2 separate regions of the Mus musculus genome follow, and region 1 is linked to region 2. A link is a loop called in an ENCODE intact Hi-C map of the cell type or tissue named here. Cell type or tissue: heart. All regions are shown on one strand. Links, peaks and the distances in the headings refer to the core of each region. The heading gives the core; the rest is flanking DNA. Region 1 overlaps Tex48 (testis expressed 48). Region 2 has its middle 16 kb from the start of Whrn.

Region 1 (9,596 bases), core at 920-8,919, 94 kb before region 2:
GCCTTAGGTCCATGAGTGGTTTTATAACCACTTCGTTCATCTTTTGAGTGAAAGAAATTGCAAGCTAAAAGGTGGAGGATAGCCAACAGACAAGGGAGCTCAGGCTTGCTAGCTAAAGTGTGGACTGAGGTCTCGAAGCACTGGCATCACCTGAGAGCCTCTTGGAACGCATAGTTAGGGCTGGGGATGTAGATCTGTTGATTAGTTGCTTAGCATGCCCGAAATCCTAGGTCCAATGCTAGCACCACATGAAAAGCAAATAATGAGGTGGTACCTATCTGTAATCCCAGCACTTGAGAGGTGGACTAGGGAGATGGGAGCTTGGCTCCCATCTCCCTAGTCCACCTCTCAAGTGCTCCAGTACTTAGTGAGCCGCAGGTCAGCTCAGGATATATGAGACCCTGTCTTGAAATAAAATAAAGTGCATCTTCAGACCCTGTTGCTGTCCTATTGAGTCAGAAGCTGTGTTTTGGCATGGTCTCTGGGTAAATCTGGATACACTCTGTAATTTGAGGAACAAGGCTCAAGACTGGAAGACATGTGTATTAGTCAGGGTTCTCTAGAGTCACAGAACTCATGGATAGTCTCTAGATAGTAAAGGAATTTATTGATGACTTACAGTCGGCAGCCCAATTCCCAACAATTGTTCAGTCGCAGCTGTGAATGGAAGTCCAAGGATCTAGCAGTTACTCAGTCTCACGCAGCAAGTAGGTGAAGGAGCAAGAGCTAGAGCTAGAGCTAGACTCCCTTCTTCCAATGTCCTTATATTGTCTCCAGCAGAAGGTGTAGCCCAGATTAAAGGTGTGTTCCTTAAACTCGGAGATTCAATCTTCTGGAATCCATAGCCACTATGGCTCAAGATCTTCAAACCAAGATCCAGATAAGGATCTCCAAGCCTCCAGATAAGGGTCACTGGTGAGCCTTCCAATTCCGGATTGTAGTTCATTCCAAATATTGTCAAGTTGACAACCAGGAATAGCCACTACAACATGTAAGAGAAAAGTTAAGCTCTCTGCCTGTGGATCTGGCATACCCCTTTGAGAGTCTCAGTTCTGTCACAGGGGTTGAGCAAGTCACCTAATCTGTCTTTGCCTCAACTAGCCTCAACTAGCCAATCCTGTAAAATGGGAATATACACTTTATAGTACACTTGAGGAATCGTGGTGGAGAAGGTGTTGTGAAGGAATAGGAGTGGATGGGCTTGGGCAGACTAGAATAACGTCTTCTAATAAGAAGCCTTGGCATTCTGATGGCTTACAAAACGAATGAGTAGTTCTTCCTCATCAAAGTCCAGGACATACCACCATCCCTTCTTATCTTCATCTTCTGAAATAAGAGACCCCCATGGTTCTGTAATAGGGAAGGAGAGGAAAACAGAGAAGGTATCTCCATGTCCAGTTTGTATCACAGCCTTCTTTGGTGGCCTAGGACAGAACAGACAGGGATCAAAACCAGAGATGTCAGAGAGGAAAAAGTAGGAAAAGCTAAGACTGGCGGGGACACGGTAAGACAGAGTGCTGGTGGAAATCTGTCACAGCCCTACTGTCAGACGAAATGGGACAAGAGGCAGGAAAAAATCCTCATAGTAGGAACATACAGAAGCCCACAAAAGCTTTTAAAGGCTTCCGGAAATAGCTTCAGGCTAAAAATGAAGAACAAAACCTTTTAAAAATGCAAGCTTCCTTCGCTAAGACAATAACGAAGGTGCTCAGTCTCTGGTGCCGCAGCAGGTGTACAGCACCGTGCAACTCTGGTGAATCCTCCACCATGCCATGTGCAGTGGGTGCATTTAGGGCAAGCATCCCTCTGCCTGCACTGCAGCTCTAAGGTAGGCACTACCATCCAAAACAAGGGTACCACGTTGCAATCATGAGCAGAGGCGATTTACTCATTACACAGCCAGTGGCAAAGCTGTCACACCTGCTCCAGAGAGCTTAGCCTGTCTCTCATGGACTCTGTTACTTCTCCGGAAGTACACAAAGGCTTAAATATAATCCATACCAATCGTTATAGTAGTAAAACTTGAAGAAAAAAGTCTAAATACACAATTGTGGATTGGTTAAGTCTTGAATTATCCATAAAGCCAAATACTGTACAACTACTAATTTTTAATGTCCTAGCATGGGAAAGATGTATATAACGTCTATGAAGGTAATGAACCACATACATAGGACAGGCAATCTGATAAGCTATGTTAAAATATGCTTAAGAGGAAACTATCTCGGAGGAGAGGAATTGGGAACATTTTTCCTTTTTGAAATAGATGCACATTGCATTTAAAAATAAAAAATAAGAAAAAAGTTGATTCTTTTAAAACAATACATATTTTTAGGGCTGGAGAGATGGCTCAGTGGTTGTGAGCACTGGCTGCTCTTCTAGGAGACCCAGCTTCAACTCCCATTACACACATGGCAGCTTACAACTCTTTGTAATTCCAGTTCCAGGAATCTGACACCTTCACACAGACATACAGGCAGGCTAAACACCATTGCCATTCATTCATGAAGTAAATGAATAAATAAATCACTTTTGAAAATATGTATTTTTAAGTTCAGCATCTGTTCAAAGGAGAAACAGATTCAGATTTTTCCCCATCCCATAATATCCACCACTCACCTATGTGCTGCTTCAGTTGGCTCAACACTCTCACTTCTTTGACTGGCTCAGCCTTCCCACGTGACCCCCATGGGATTCTCGTTGTCAGATTCGCTGAAGACTGAGAAGAGTGAGTTATGCGAACAAAACCTCAAGAGAGCTACCGCACAGTCCGTCGTTGGCCAAGAAAAGCACTCCACTGCCAGCAGTGATTATGAAGGTGAGTCCTCAAGAGAGGTCCTGACAGTGACCTCTGGGGAAGGGAACTCTGTCCTGATGGCCAGGCCCTATGGGGATGTGAGATAGCTATGCTCACACTCCAGGGGATGCTGCAGAGGCTATAAAGTCTGAGGCTAGCCACTCTTTTCCAGGTTAGGCATTGCATTAGAAGGAGCAGGTCTGGGAGGAAAGAATATTCTACACCCAAGCACTCCCACGCTTATGGGCACCGTGCTGTGGTCTTGACTGTGTATTTTGTGTGAGTCTGCTTCATCTCTGCATTGGAGGCTACAAATTGAGTTCCAGACTGGCAGGTTTACATTGGTTCCAGAGTGACAGGTCCACACTGGTCTTGTTCTCTGTTGTTTCCCCAAAGCCAAATGAGTACACATCAAGTGAGCAATAAATAAGAATGCTCAGCTCAATTGGGGTGACATTGTCTTTGGGTCACAGAAGAACAAATGTCCAACCTAGAACAGTGGCAGAACCATAAAGAATAAAGGAAGCCATGTTGTGGGAAATTCATCCTGTGCCCTGACGCCCTCACACAGCCTCTATCCCCAAGGGGCCATTGATAGACAAGGGTAACCCACATCTCCTCACTGTAGAACCCACCTGTCAGTCAAGCCCCTGTTACAAACATGAACCCACTGCAGGGTAAGTTTTCCTACAAGAGCATACCTGTTCTATTTAAACTGAGGGTGAGGAGCTGGGGTCTTCTCTGGCTCATCCATGACCAAGTGAACTAGGTTCCACACTGGGAAAGGGACTTTGCAGCAGCCTACCAGGGAACACCATCTGTGTCTAAGCCAGGACGGGCCCAAGTTTTCTATTTCCTATGTCCCGTAATTTGCAAGACATTCTGTTGATAGTGACTCCACCATGTAGAACGGCACCAGGTCTGCTAACTAAGCTGTGGAGTGCCTGGGCTCCCATGGAACGTGTGGGATCTAGAAACCCATCTGGGATAGATACAATCACAGTAGTTCATCTGACTCTAGCTCAAAGGCTTTCACCCAACAGCCTGCTTTCCTTCTTTCAGAGCTGACTGCATACAATATACAAACAGGATACCCTAAAAGGAATCTAAACCGCTACTACCAGGAACACTGGGCCCTCCGACCGTGTCTCATCGGGAGACCCTGAGGGTTCTAGTGGCAGTTCCACACAGGCTCTGAGCTGCTCAGCTACTGGAGGGTCTCCATGAGATGAAGAAGGCAGTGGACAGGAGTCATGAAGACCAATTCAGAAACTCCACCACAAGGAGGGAAGAGGTCTGAGCCATCCCTGTGCCACTGGTGTGAGTCACCCCAGATCCTGACAGCCAGGGAGGGGGGCTGCCTGCAATTAAAGTCCTTGTTTGCATCAACGAATGTGACTCTCCTCTCTGTCCCTCCTCAGATCTTACAGTTATCAGTTCTTATATTGTCACTTCCAAATAACCTACAAAAAGTTTGACTTTGTGAGTAGCTTTTGAAATAATTTCAAACTTATAGGAAAGTTGTCTCAATGAGGGAAAAAATAGAGGAAAGGAAAGGAAAAGAAAAATTATTCTCACGTTATCATATTTATATTTTTTCCCTGAATGGTCTGAGAGCAAGCATCCTGACCCTTTGCCTAAATCCCTCATAGAGCACTTCTTACAGACAAGGACATCCTTTAACTCCAGCAAGTACCCAAAACCAAAGCACCTCCTACTAAAACAGCCCAATTCAAATTCCATCCATTGTCCCAAAATGACTCTGGGCCTTTTCTCCCAAGGCTATGGGTTCCATGAAGTCCTTTTGAGTGTCACACATTTCAAGGGTTCAGGCACAACAGTCTCTCAGTTCAAAACGATCTGATATTTCCATTGAATCAGAGTCAAGTTTCCCATTTGGAACCCTCCCCAGTAGTTGGCACCAGGAGACCCTGGGCACACAGGAGCCCACAAGACTGAAAATTCGCTTTGCTTGCTGAGAGGATTTAGTGTGGAGCTCAGTAACAGGCCACTTGTCCAGTGTATAGAGGTCTTGGAGTTGATTAAAACTAAAGTCACTTGTTTGATTCAGTTCCTGCTACCAAGTTCTTCCACTTAATTGGTCTGTAATTTTTTTTCCCCAAAAGATTTGTTTGGTTTTGTTACTTTTGTTCTCTGGTAAAATTTCTGGGTTTAATCTTAGACAGTTTTTAATACTGTTGTAGTATTTGTCTTTTAATTTTTATTATATTCAGTTGTTTGTTTAATGGGAGGGGCCATGCTAGGATCTACAAATGGAGGTCAGAGTACAACTTGAAGGAGTCAGTCCTCTCCTTCCGTGATGGATCAGGGATTGAACTCAGGTGGTCAGGCTGGGTAGTAAGTGCTCTTACCTCCTGAGCCACTTAACCTGTCATGTTCTTCTTGTTCCTTGCATTGGAGATTTTTTTATTCATCTCCTCATAAAAGCATTTAAAGTGTGTGATGGGCTAAACTGCCCATCATCCAAGGACACCTTTTCTCTGTTTCCTGGAACATGGGAGAATGTTCTTTCACATTGTAGGTGAGGATTATAGCATAGAAAGGCTGCTAATGTGCAACCTTCTGGTAGAGATGATCCATGTTATCTGGTTGACCTGGTCCAGTCAATGGGGACAGTCTTCTAGCACCTCTGAGCATGCTCCTGACCCAGCAGAGGCCAGGACGGAATGCGAAGTGTCTATTAATAGCAGGCGATACAGATATTCTCTGCCAGGCTGACAAAGAACTAGAACAAGAGATCAGACAGTGCTTAACCTGATAAAATGTTCAGCCTCTGGCTCTGTGTGCCCCAGTGTCCTAATGTGTAATGTGAGTTCAGCATTAGTGTCTACTGGAGCACAAGGCAATACTAAGCCTAAATTCCCCTTCCTGCTGTACCTGCTTGAGTGCACTCTTTTGACTGGCTCTATCAGGATGACATGTCTTTGGGTCATGGAAGGACAGATGTCCAATCTACCACAGTTGCACAGAACATGAGATGAAAGGCAGCCATGTTGAGAAGTGTCCACTTGGCCTCACACAGGAAACTGAGCAGGTTGCCAACAGCAGGGAATTATTTACACCTGTATTTACACAGTAGGTCTAGCTCTCTCAGAATACATACACAGTAGGTCTAGCTCTCTCAGAAGAATACACCCTAGCTAGCCTACTAATCCAAGGATAGGAGATACCCCTTCCAACGACCTAATACATTGTGGACAGTGGGACAAACCACTGCAGAGAAGTCAGCAGACAGCCCCCTCCTCCCTGCCTTATGGTCCAGTTCAGAACCCCTGTCACCAACATTCCCCAGTTCCCAGCTCTGTGACATCACAGTCTCCTGTCCACTCAGCCAGCAGGTGACAGAAGCTTAAAGGTAAGAGAGGGGGTGATCTCTCTACACAAAAGGAATGGCAATGTCCCCACACGCCTGTACACCAATTTATTTGCCACCAACACAGACATTACCTCCACCACTATTTCCCCTTTCCGGCTCCTGGCTTCCCACCTGTGCTACATGACTCAAAAGGGTTCCCCCCAACTCTAGAAGCCTATTGTCTTGGCCTCAACAGTGCCTTGCCTTGTTTCATCTGGTCAATGTGGTGTGGGGCCTCTAAAGACATCAAGATCACAGTCTATTGCAGACAAGACAATAGCTCTCCTCTTTGGCTTCTTCTACATCAAACTAAGAGGGACATAGGTGGTTCAAAAAAATAGGTCATATGTCCTCTCTGTCACCAATTTTTGGTGACATATGTACTTATTGTGTACAAGATGCCATGCTAAATACTTCAGAAGTGCATGCCACACAATCTTCACATCATTGGATGGGTTTTATCATTGCTCAAAGAGGTAAGCTGAGCTTCAAGGAGGGAAAAAACTGCTCTAGATCTAGGTGTTATATAAATTAAGATCCTATGTCCACTTAAGAAAAAAGTATGGATGATTAACCAGGATGTCACTCTGTGAGTCTTCAGGTGGAGCCTTGCTATGTAAGCTCCCCACCATCAGTCTCTAGAGTACCAGATGTTCCCCAGTAACGGAAAAGAGAGTGAAGCCACTGATGTCCCTGCCGTCCCTCTTGGCTGTGACACCTGGACAAGTCCCATTTCTAAGCCTCAGATCCCTCTGAAAATGGTGGAATACCATTTTGCATCACATACAGAAGAGACAAAAGAAAAATGAGCCTCAGATGTCAAAGGACCTGCCCTAGATGATCAATAAACGTCAGCACACCTGGAACTGAGACTGATTCTCTTCCCATCAACTTGAATGGCAAAGACTATTGGTAAAAGGTAAAAACCACTGGTAAAAGGGAGACTAGAAAGGACTGAGTGTCACTCAACAGTCAGAGAAGGCCCAGGCATTCAATCAACATGAAGTAATCACCTGTTCTTGCCCTGAGTTATGGTGTGACCAGGGACCCAAAGGCAATGGTGATTTATCCCTGTCTCTGGGAGCAAAAATGTCCTGTTTACTGCAGAATCCTCAGGATTTCACAGGGGATTTGACACCAGTCAATCCTCCATAAATACTTGTCTTCAAGTACCCACAGATTCTTCAACTGCTTTTGCACAGGACCAGAGCAGAACAAATCCAAGTTCATTCATCCATTCCACCAATGCCCAGGAAACGTTGGACACCACAGGAACCCCACTCAGAAGACCACAGGAAACAAAGAACTGCCTTCCCAGAGGGTCTGAACTCATACAAATTACTACATTCTGGGCAGGGTAGAATACAATAAAGCTGTGGGCAGTGGAACAGGAGTCCCGAGAGTGGGAGAAATAAGGTGAGCGGGCCAGATGGGGTTAGAGAAGGCAGCATGCAAGCAAAGGCTTGAAGCATGAGGGAGGGAGGGAGGGAGGGAGGGAGGGAAGCACTTTCCTGTCGACCTCTGCTGACAGAAGATGAAGCAGGGCAAGAAGAAGTGTTCTTGGCTGCTGGAACCGAAGGGAGGGGAAAGAGGAGGAGACAGCCCTGGTCAGACAGGTAAGGACAAGGTGAAGGAGCTTGCTTCTCCAGAAGAGGCCCAGGCAAGGCTCTTACCCTGTGTGGTACAGGAGACTTTTCTATCTTGTTTTTCTTTTGTCATGATAAACAACCACAAGCAAAAGCAATCTGGGGAGAAAAGAATTTATTTTAGTTTACAGATTCATAGTTCATCCTGGAGGGACACCAAGGTATGAACTCTTTGGAGACAACTGAAGCCAGATATATGGAGAGCTGCTGCTCTGGGTTGCTTCCCCCACTTTAGTTGGGCTTGCTTTCTTTCACAACCCAGGATCACCTGTCCAGGAGTGGAACCACACATACTGAACTGGACCCTACTACACCAACTAGCAATCAAGAAAAGACAATAGGAACGCCCAAAGGCCAGTCTGATGGGAGCAATTCCTTCATCAGTGTTCTGTGTTCCCAAGTATGTCAAATTGACAGCCATCACTAAAGTTACCAGCAGGTTGGGTGGTCAGAAGTGTCATGCTCTGACTCATTCAAGGAAGACCAACTGGAAGGAGCAAGAGTAGCCAATGCAATAAACCAGGGGGTGAGGTAAGAGGGGTAGGGAGATGGAAGGTAGGTGAGAAGCCAGAGCCCATCTGTGATGCCAGAGAGTAGACCTCATGTGCTGTGATTGACATTCAACAACTATGTTGGAAATTTCTGAAGTGGGTCCTGTGAGATCATGAGCCTGCCCCTTTAAGATTCTGGTCACTCAGAGGCCACATCCCACAGCTTGAAATCAAGTCTTACCATTCTCAATCTCTACCTTCACCTCAATCACTGTGGAGACAGAGAAATCAAGAATCAAGAAGTCCTACTGTGCTTAATATTCTCTAATTTCTAGTCTTGCCTGGTACCTGGTACCTCATTGTGTTTTGTCACAACTAGGTTGACCACAATCTCACACAGTGAGGATCTTCCTGCTACCCCCAAAAGGCTATAAAGTCATTTATTTTCAGGGGACTTTTCCCTGAATTTTCTCTGGGCCTCCCTGTATCATGTTGTCCATGGTCTGCCTCTGCCTCTGCCTCTGCCTCTGCCTCTGCCTCTGCCTCTGCCTCTGCCTCTCTGCCTCTGCCTCTGCCTCTGCCTCTGCCTCTGCCTCTGCCTCTGCCTCTGCCTCTGCCTCTGCCTCTGCCTCTGCCTCTGCCTCTGCCTCTGCCTCTGCCTCTGCCTCTGCCTCTCCCTCTGCCTCTGCCTCTGCCTCTGCCTCTGCCTCTGCCTCTGCCTCTGCCTCTGCCTCTGCCTCTCTCTGCCTCTCTCTGATTCTCTGCCTCTCTCTGATTCTCTGCCTCTCTCTGATTCTCTGACTCTCTGACTCTCTCTCTGACTCTCTGACTCTCTGACTCTCTGACTCTCTGACTCTCTGACTCTCTGCCTCTGCCTCTGCCTCTGCCTCTGCCTCTGCCTCTGCCTCTGCCTCTGCCTCTGCCTCTGCCTCTGCCTCTGCCTCTGCCTCTGCCTCTCTCTGCCTCTCTCTGATTCTCTGACTCTCTGACTCTCTCTCTGACTCTCTGACTCTCTGACTCTCTGACTCTCTGACTCTCTGCCTCTGCCTCTGCCTCTGCCTCTGCCTCTCTGCCTCTGCCTCTCTCTCCCTCCCTCCCTCCCTCCTCTCTTTAAGCTATCATTCTCAATGGAGCTCCTTCCCAGGTTTTAAAGGGAAGCCTCTCTTTCCCTTCAAAGACCTATCAAGCTGTATCTGACATAATGTCCTGTCCCTTTCGAATGTTCTCCCACATCAAGGTTCAATAATAGACCCTATGGTCTTGAAGCCATCTCTCCTAACGTCATCCAC
Region 2 (9,596 bases), core at 445-8,444:
TTCTCCAAGAGCTTAGTTCAACAGGGCTATAACACAATGATGTCTATCACTGGAATACAGGTAACATGCTTCTGGCTAGGAAGTAGCATCTCACAGTAGTTAACATTTAGGACTTCTAAGGCTAACAACCTAGCTTTGCTTGCTGGTTTTGACCTTGAAGAGCTACACGTCCTTGTTTGTGTTCCCTGAGCCTGGATCTCCTCATTGGTAAAGTGAGAAAGGAAAGCAGAGATCTGGAAGACACTCAGACATGCCTCTGAGTTGACACGTCAGGGTTGGCTGCTTCTTCACTTTAAGGAGGAGGTGATCGAAGATGATCTTCAGGAAAGCTGAGTGGGTAGAAAAGCACTTGGTGGCTGCACGGGCCAGAACAAGGGTGGCTTTTGGGAACCTGGAGTGCCTTGTTTTCGTCTCTTCATATCAAACTTCAAGACAATTGAAAAGTACTCAAATCCATCCATCCCTCTGGAGACTTGAGCAGCCTCCGTGTGGCCCACACAGAGCTCTGCAGGCAAATGGAGCAAGGAGCTTTCCTGATCTGTGACAATCACAGCCACCCTTCCTGACATGCTCAGCTTTCACACTCATGGACAGCTTGTCCTAAGTGCTGTAGCTACAAACTCTCCCTCATTCCAAGGACTGAAGACAGACCTCAGGGGCATCTTGGTGCCTGCCTTCTCTCCTCTATCCTACATATCCCATTCCTCTTTTCTGATGTCAGTTCTCTGTGCTGGGCACTGGTGGCCTGTTTTCCTTTCCTTTTCTTTTTGTTGTTATTTTGAGTCAGGGTCTCAAAACCTGTAGCACAGGTTGGCCTTGAACTCCATATGCAGGCAAGTACAGTCTTGAACTTCTGATCTTCCTGATGTCACTTTCCAAGTCCCAGCTTACACTGTGCACCACCCAGGCTTCACTGCGATCTCTCAGGTGGCAGTGACAGTGATCCCATGGCCTTCTGTTTCTTCCCTGCCTGTGTGAGAATGGCTAGATTCTACTCATGGATTCGCTCTGCTAAAAGCTTACCACGGTTCCCTACATTAACCTTACATCCAGTCTCTCCCTTTTTTCATAGAATCCAAACCTTGCAAAATCACACATCTCTCTTCCCTGACAGCTTTGTGACCAGATTCAGATCAGTGGGAAGAGGCAGAAGCCGTGGACAGGGCTTCTTGAGAAGCTGTGGTTTCCTGACGATGACAAAACAGATTCAACTGACATAAAGCACCATTTGTAACTGACCCCTCTTTCTGCCTGATGCATAGATCTGTACCTACAGGAAGGAACGGCATCCTGACAACCAGAACACAGAAAGTCCTTCATGGGGTAGATGGAGCAGGAAGCTGGCAGGTGCCCCTGATGACTTCCTGGGACAGTCACTGCAACCCAGGACCACCAGCTCCAGATTTCTTGTTAAGTGAAGAAAAGAAATCTTAATTGGATGCAGTAACCACACCCTTATTTCTACCAGTGAGGTCAGACTTCACTCTCAAGGCATAGACTCTCCCATCTCCCACAGAGCAACTCACATACCTCAGCAGGCACACAAATCCCTGGAGCATCTGACATACACCCAGAGCCTTCATCCTACCAACACAACCCCTCCTAAGTGATCCTGCAGTAGGTGCTGTGCTTGACGGTGTGTAAAGCTCCCAAGGAGAGCACAAACGTTCCACAGAGGATAAAGAGATGAACTCTGAGCTCTGCAAACCACATTTAGACAATAATTACAGTGAATATTCTTGACTCAGAAGGGATTTTCTAAGTGGCCACCACATCACCTTCAGCCTCGTCACTGGCCACTCCCACCACCTGATTTGCCTTGGCCTTCCTGCCTTTCTGAGTAACTGTTTCTGTGTTTAGAAGTCCCTTGCTGGACTAGAGAGATGGCTCAGCAGTTAAGAGTACCGACTGCTCTTCAGAAGGTCCTGAATTCAAATCCCAGCAACTACATAGTGGCTCACAACCATCCATAATGAGATCTGATGCCCTTTTCTGGTGTGTCTGAAGAGAGCTACAGTGTACTTAAATATAATAATAAATAAATCTTAAGAAAAAAAAAGAAAGAAAGAAAGCAATCCCTTGCCCTTTGCTGTACCTGGGTCCTGCCAGCTTCAGCTCAAGTATCACCTTACCTAGGAAGTCTTCCAGACTTGTCAATCACTGAGGAGCCCTTGCAAGGCTCTTGAAGACGAGGACGAGGACATGTGTATATGCTCATATTTGTATGCCCCCTGCTCATTTTGATATAAACCAGGTGGGAAAGGTAGGCAGCGGTCTTTAGGGGAACTTTAAGTTTTAATTGGTCTCATTTCAGTTCTCTTTTAATTATAACTCCTGGACTCTGCAATCTGTAGCCAGATTTAAATGTCTGCCCCAGAAGATTGTTATTTTTAGTGGGCTGTTTTCTGCTTTTTGCTTCTCATTTACATTCCAGGGATAAGAGTCAACTCTGGGCCTAAGAGAAGCCACTAGAGGGGCCCCAGCTGGAACCAGGATCGTCTCATTGAGTCGTTTAATGTGCTGCCCTGGCGCTCTAGGAAGAAAACATTCACTAGATCGTGCAGTCATTCAATTATTCACTCCCTCACTCTAGACTGACAAGAGCCTCACTGTTTCATGTAAAAGAAACAGAGCTCAGGGGGAAAGAGATGGGATAAGTCAGAGGAAAGGGAGTTGCTGGTTTGTGTAGCTGGAAAATCGAAGGTCAACTGGTGTCCTGCACCTGGGGCTTACTCTCTATCCTCAGTGACTCTCCTCTTCTTCCCTTCTTTTTGTTTTCTTCCCCATCCCACACCCTCTTCCTCTTTCTCTTCTTCTCTTTCTTCCTTCCTTCCTTTCTTTCTTTCTTTCTTTCTTTCTTTCTTTCTTCCTTTGTTTCTAGTCCTCCCTCCCTTCCTTCCTCCCTTCCTTCCTTCCTTCCTTCCTTCCTTCCTTCCTTTCTTTCTTTCTTTCTTCCTTTCTTCCTTTCTTTCTCTCTTTCTTTCTTCCTTTGTTTCTATTCCTTCCTTCCTTCCTCCCTCCCTCCCTCCCTCCCTCCCTCCCTTCCTTCCTTCCTTCCTTCCTTCCTTTCCTCCCTGCATCCCATCTTTGGCCAGGCTCTCCTTATGGCATGTAAAAGAGTATCCAGTAGCTTTAAATAAAACTTCTAGGAGCTTAGCAAACCAGGGAAGAGTTGATGTCTACTAATCATATCAGCTAGAAAGACCAAGGGAGGACTCTCATCTGCCTTATGCTTCATGTCCTTTAGTCAACACCAGTTTTAGTGGCCAGAAGTCAGATTTACTGTGCCTGGAGCATATGCTGTGGGCGGAGAGCATAAGGGTTCAATTAAGTGTAGACCAACCTATGTAAGAAACATGTGTCCCTTACTAAAGAGAATCCTGCTCCTAGAAGATGGAGGGAAGTGACTATCTTAGCTTCGTGCTGCTAAGATAAAATGCCCTGTCAATTGCAATGTAAGGGAGAGAGGCTTTATTTTGGCTTATAGTTACAGAAGGAATCAACACATCGTGGCAGAGAGGACACGGCAGAAGGCAGGAAAGGCAGGATCAGGAGGCTAGGTAGTCATAGTGCATCCACACCAGGAAGTGCATCCACACCAGTCATAGTGCATCCACACCAGTCATAGTGCATCCACACCAGGAAGCAGAGAAGAGCAGTCGAGGAAGTGAGGCTTGGCTATAAAGGGACCCATTCCCTCTAGCAGGGCTTCACTTCCTTAATGGCTCCAGAATCTTCCCAAGCAATGCCACTAGCTGGGCATTGTTTCCCAGCATGTTTATATGTCCAAGGCATTTCTCATCCTAATCACAACAGGTATTGAATAAACAGAAAGAGCAAATCCTGTCTCTCCATTCATCCACACACCCCCTCACCTACCCATCTTCCCATTCATGGATAGATTTAATCATTGTCTATCTAATGAGTATTTCTTTGGAGAATTTTCTATGCCAGGCACCGAGAAGCACCCAAATACTCAACAGATCATCTATCAAACAGCTAAAAAGCACCACCAGATCTTATCACAAAGCCAGACCCAACATAGATACATAGAATATGTTGAATAAATTAGTAGATGATTGTGAGCGGTTACATAGGTCATTAGATCAATGGTGATACCTCCAATATAAAGAAACTGTGGACAGGGGTGGAGTCTCTAGGCTATGAGAGTCCTTCTTAGGCAAGGTGCTCGAATGCTCCTATTGCCCTATGGCAGGTGATCCTACTTCATCTCTGATGCCATCAAGGTAGTCAAGCAAGGATGAGAATTTTATTCGCTCTGCATTTCCAGCCTCAGAGGTTGGGAAGGAAATAATTATTCTAAGCTATTGAGTGAATAAATATTTTGGAAGGTAATGAGAGTCATCAGGGGGAGGAAACTTAAATGGTCACACCATGTACCAGGCTGCTTTTAGAAACCCTCATTAAAGGGCGGGATGGAAGGACGAGGAGGGCAAGAGCTCATCAGCCAAGGTCTAAGAAAACCATGACTTCATTCCCCTGTTCTTCCTGTCTAGGAGGGATTCTACAGGAGCAGAAAGGCATCCTGCCCTGTTCCCCTGTTAGCTGTGTTTATTCATGTTTAGACTGTATACTTGGGCATTCTGTGCATCCACCAGTAATGGGACGTCTCCTGGCAGGAGGAAATGGGTTGTGTTATAAGGGTATATTCTGGGATAGCTGCCTGGCAATAAGTAAACAGCTCTACGCAAGCCAGCTGCGTACAGCAGGAGCTCATATTGATCGGGATTTCCATAAGCATTCTCATGGTGCTTTCTGTCACTGTGATTAAAACCTTAGAGAAGTCCAATTAAAAGGAGGAGGATTTATTTGGGTATGGTTTTTAGAGATCTCTGACCCCCCCCCCCGCCCCATTGCTTTGAACCCAAGTCGAGACAGACTATCTCAGTGGTGGGAGCGTATGGCCAAGGAGGCTGCACACTGCTTACTTCGAGGCACTTAGACAGCAGGGAAGAAGAAAGATCTCCTACAAGGGAGCCTGCCCAGTGAGCTACTTCCAATGAGATCCCACCTCCAGCAATTTTACCAGCTCCCATAGACTCTTCATCCACACATCTGTCAGTGAATGGATTTATCCATGGATGAGCTAAGCATCCTTACGATCCAGTGAGCTTTGAATAACATTGCACTGGGGACAAAGCACATGGATTTAGGGAAGAGAGTCACTCACGTGGACATTTGTGGAATGTGAAACCATCGACATTCCATCCTGACCCCTCCTTACATATTCTTAGCTCCACAGTCCCCTCCTTAGGGGTGCTTTTCTTGCAACATCCAGAAGCTAGGACTTTTTGCATGGGCCACTAGGATCTTTATATATTATGGATGGAACTCAAGATTCTCCTGCCATGGCTTTCTAGGTACCAGGACTGCAGGTGTGTGCCACCACATCCAGTATCTGGGGGTCCTTTTAAGAGAACAATTCTTGGGGAATTAACCTCGCTACCACCTCAAGGACTGAACAGTAGAAGAATCAGACAGCCTGAGGTCCCTGTGCTCCACTAGGATACTCAGGTGTAATTTCCACTCCAGTGCCTTTGAGGGATTTGTCTGAAATTACGTCTTTTCCCAGATGAGAAGGTCTGGATTAAGAGAAGATGAAAGTTGAAGGGATGACGTGTCACTTAAGAACACTTAAAGAGGACCAGGATCGGGTTCCCAGAGCCTACATGGTAGCTCACAACCATCTGTAACTTCAGTTTCTGGAGATCTGGCACCTACTTCTGGCCTTCAAGGACACTGCACACATGTAGTACACAGATTAGATAGATAGATAGATAGATAGATAGATAGATAGATAGATAGATAGAGATAGATATGTCATAACACTCATACAATAAAAAATAGTATTTTTTTCTTTTTTTAGTACAAGAGAATAAGACCCAAAGTTTAGGAAATAGTAACTCAGGCTCATGAGTACCATATACACCATCTTAGTCACCAGGCACTAGATCTGCTTGGTGGCCTTCATTCTCTTCCCTGTCTGTGTTTCTCTGTCTCTGTGGGTTTCCTCAGCAACATTTCTATGGTAGCCATGTGACCCAAAATCTTCATTTCAGGTCCCATTTAGAGAAATCTGACGAAAGGCGACTGGGTAGTTTCTGGATTCTGGAAACTTCTGGATGTATAAAAAGGGAGATATGTGATCTTTGCCAAATACCAGCAGAACCCTGTCCTGAGTCCTCTGTAGGCAGATGACTATGACGTTCTAGGTGCATCTCTGAGGTAAAAGCAAATGGTCTTAATGCTCAAATGACCAGTCCCAGCTGCCTTGCTACCTAGGGTGGCCCAAGGCTACTGCTTGAAGGGGACTCCACAGCATATGAAATGTTAAAATCACTTTCAATAGGACCTGGAGAGATGGGTCAGAGGTTAAAAGCACTGACTGCTCTTCCAGAAGTCCTGAGTTCAATTCCCAGCAACTATATAGTGGCTCACAACCATCTGTAATGGAATCTGATGCCCTCTTCTGCTGTGTCTGGAGAGAGCAACAGTGTACTCACATAAAATAAATTTTAAAACAATGTTTCTCTACAGTCATCGATGCAGAATTGTGGATTTGAAAAGTGCAAGTCAAAAAGACTTACTCTTAATTAACTTCTTTTTTGTTATTGGGATTTGACGTGTATTGCAAGCCCAGAGCATGGGAGCCACTGACCCCATATCACCAGCATGCCATGACATAGATTTAGGATAAGAAGCCAGAGTATTCATGGTATCTCATGGAAGAGCCATGAGCCAACAAAGTGATTTTGGACTCGTAGTAAGTTACAGAATATCCCCATTTTAATATATAAAACCACTGTTTACCTATAGTGAGTTGAATAATGTCTCCTCACGAACACACAGAACTGCAGAAAGTGACCCTTTTTGAAAACAAGGCCGTCTTTACAAATATTAGTCAAAAAAATCAACAGATGAACTCGACCTAGATTTAAGGTGAGACTGTTGTCTTCGTAGGAAGAGAGGAGATACAGAGTCAGAGGGAAGAAGGCCACATGGAGTTGAGGCAGTGATGTGGGACCCCAAGAAAAGACAAACATTTCCACCAGCCACCAGAGATAGGAGTGGTCAGGAAGTATTCTTCCAGATCCTTCAGAGGAAGTGTCCCCTAACGACACCAGGATTGTGGACACTCAGCCACTGAGAATGCAAGAGAATACATTTGTATTGTAAGTCACAGAGTTTGTAGAGATTTGTTAGGACAAACCAGGTAAACACCTTGACTCTTCTGCTTTCTACAGTGCTTAGGACAGAGCCAAGGCCTTGTGCATACAGGGCAGGGCTCCACCACTCAGCTATGTCTCCATACAAGTCCATGCTTCTTACAAGGGCTATAGAAAGGCCTTGAAAGGCTATATCAAGTCAGGGACCAAGCAAGCTAGAGACATGGACTGGCAGGCAAGGAGTTGCAGCGGCTCCTTAGCCAGCTGTTCTCCTTGGTGTGGTCATGAGTTAACGTTGGTCAGGGCTGCAGGTCCGGGAGAAGGAAGACTCTTAATCAAGCCTACTTTCCCATCGGCCAGGTCAGCATGGCTACAGCAGTAGCCCTTCATCCTGGTACCCATTCTAGCTGTCATGTCCTTCAGTCTTCCAGATTCAGCCACACTGTACCTCCTATGAAGTACCTGTCCTGATGAGCAATGGCTACAATTCTGTGTGGCTGTTAGCCTTTGGGACACTAGGCTATGAGAACCCAGATTCTCCCCTTTGCTTTTTGAAGTCTTGGATGATCTTTCTTCCTTTCTTCCTTCCTTTCTTTCTTTCTTTCCTTCCTTCCTTCCTTCCTTCCTTCCTTCCTTCCTTCCTTCTTTCTTTCTTTCTTTCTTTCTTTCTTTCTTTCTTTCTTTCTTTCTTTCTTTCTTTCTTTCTTTTTTTTCTTTTTTAAAAAATCTGTATGTGTGTTGGGCCTGCGTGTATGCCTGTGCTATGCACGTAGTGCCCATGGAGACCAGAAGAGAGCAGCAGCTCCCCCTGGTGGCGGTAGTGGCTTTTCAGAGGTTGTTGGCTGCCACAGGGGTTCTGTGACTCAAACTGTAGTCCTCTGGAAGAGCAGCGAGGCTATCCCCCCCCCCCCAACCCCTCTCAGAGGGATCTTTGCTCCCTGTGGTTGACCTCTGCTACCTCACTGTTCTCTCTGGGTTTTCCAGCCTCTAGTGCAGTGGTTCTCAACCCATGGGTAGCGGCCCCTTTGCCAAGCCTCTATCTCCAAAGATATTTACATTACCATTCATAGCAATAACAACATTACAGTTATGAAGTAGCAACAAAAGTAATTTTATGGTCTGGAATCACAACAACATAAGGAACTGTATTAAAGGGTCGCACACAGCATGACCAAGATGGCATCATATGGAAAGTAGAGTAAGCCTCTAGTCCAATATGACAGGTGTCCTGACAAGACAGTCTGCCTTACACCCAAGTGAGATTGTTACTTACGGTATAGAGATGGGGGGCAGGGGACAGTGATACCACCATTGTTCATGTAGATCCAGACAAGAGTGCCGCAGACATACAGGGACAGGAAGAACTGCCCAGCTGGCTACAGAAGTGTGACCTCAGTCACCGATGTTTAATACACTGAACAGTCTGGATGATGGTTATGTGGAGGAAGCTACCTGACACGCTGAAGATACAAGCATCTTAACGTGCCTTCAGGAACCATACCAGGATACAGGGCTGCTGGGTGTCAAGCTGGAGTGTTGTCAAGTCTACTAGATGTTGCCAAGTAGCGTGGCTGTGCCAATTTAAACTCCTACTAGCCCTGTAAGTTCTTTCCCGCATCACAATCTTGCCAAAATCTGGTAATGTCAGATATTTTGATTTTGCCAATCTGTTCTGTGTGAAATGGCATCTTGTTGTTTTAACTTGAAGTTCCCTGCTGATAGGTGAGGCTATGAGTTCTGAATATATTGATTTTGAAAGAGGTTACCTGTGTCAGATGTGTGCTTTACCACTTCTTGAGCTGGCCGACTCCCATGGGTTCTTCAAAATGTGTGAGTTAAGAGCTGGGAATATGGCTCATACTAAACTCAGGAGGCATCTGAGGTTGACTTTGGGAATCCACATGCATGCTTACATGTGCATCCACACCCACACATAAAAACATGAACATGCATGCATAGGCACAGAGAGAGAGAGAGAGAGAGAGAGAGAGAGAGAGAGAGAGAGAGAGAGAGAGAGAGAGAGAGAGATTAAACAGAAAAAAAAAAAGAGAGACAGAGACAGAGAAAGATTAAACAACTTTCCTCCAGGAGGATATTTCTGACTCCAGCCTCTCTCTAGGCTCTCTGGGAATATCCACCCCATTATATTTTAATCTTCTAACTCTCCTTAGAGAATGAAAAGTCCTAAGTGTTGGTTGTTCAGAAGGATGAGACTCATGCTGTGCCTCTTGAGATTCAGCTTTCCAGCCTCAGTTCCCTTGTCTGTGAAGTGAAAACAGAAGAGAAGTCTTGAGAGCTGCTACAAGTGTTAAATAATGATGAAAAGAATGTACTGTACCTGATAAAGAGTCAAAGCACCCAATACACCCATGCACTTAGAATAAGGAAACTGTGGTGTGGCAAGATAGG

What was found. Peaks named below come from ENCODE experiments on the same cell type or tissue, not always from the same donor. Only the 100,000 strongest peaks of a DNase experiment are listed, where the experiment ranks them.
Region 1: a loop joins it to region 2, with 2.4 times the contacts of the local background. A loop is called at or near these places in 3 of 42 quality-filtered maps.

Annotation. Positions count from the first base shown.
Region 1 is chr4:63,601,676-63,611,271 of GRCm38, reverse strand. Tex48 (testis expressed 48) reads left to right here. Exons shown (of 5, transcript NM_029324.3): 4 at 2,705-2,815; 5 at 3,857-4,183. The coding sequence ends at 3,960. It also overlaps a transcript of Gm11213 not described here. Among named protein-coding and RNA genes, the nearest start is that of Gm11213, 5.7 kb to the right of the region's middle. In heart, for the core only: no CTCF peak of the experiment used is centred there; a DNase peak (open chromatin) is centred at 5,481; H3K27ac peaks cover 1,502 bases; H3K27me3 peaks cover 242 bases.
Region 2 is chr4:63,506,823-63,516,418 of GRCm38, reverse strand. No RefSeq gene overlaps it. Among named protein-coding and RNA genes, the nearest start is that of Whrn, 16 kb to the right of the region's middle. In heart, for the core only: a CTCF peak has its summit at 8,003 (motif pointing left); a DNase peak (open chromatin) is centred at 7,988; H3K27me3 peaks cover 321 bases.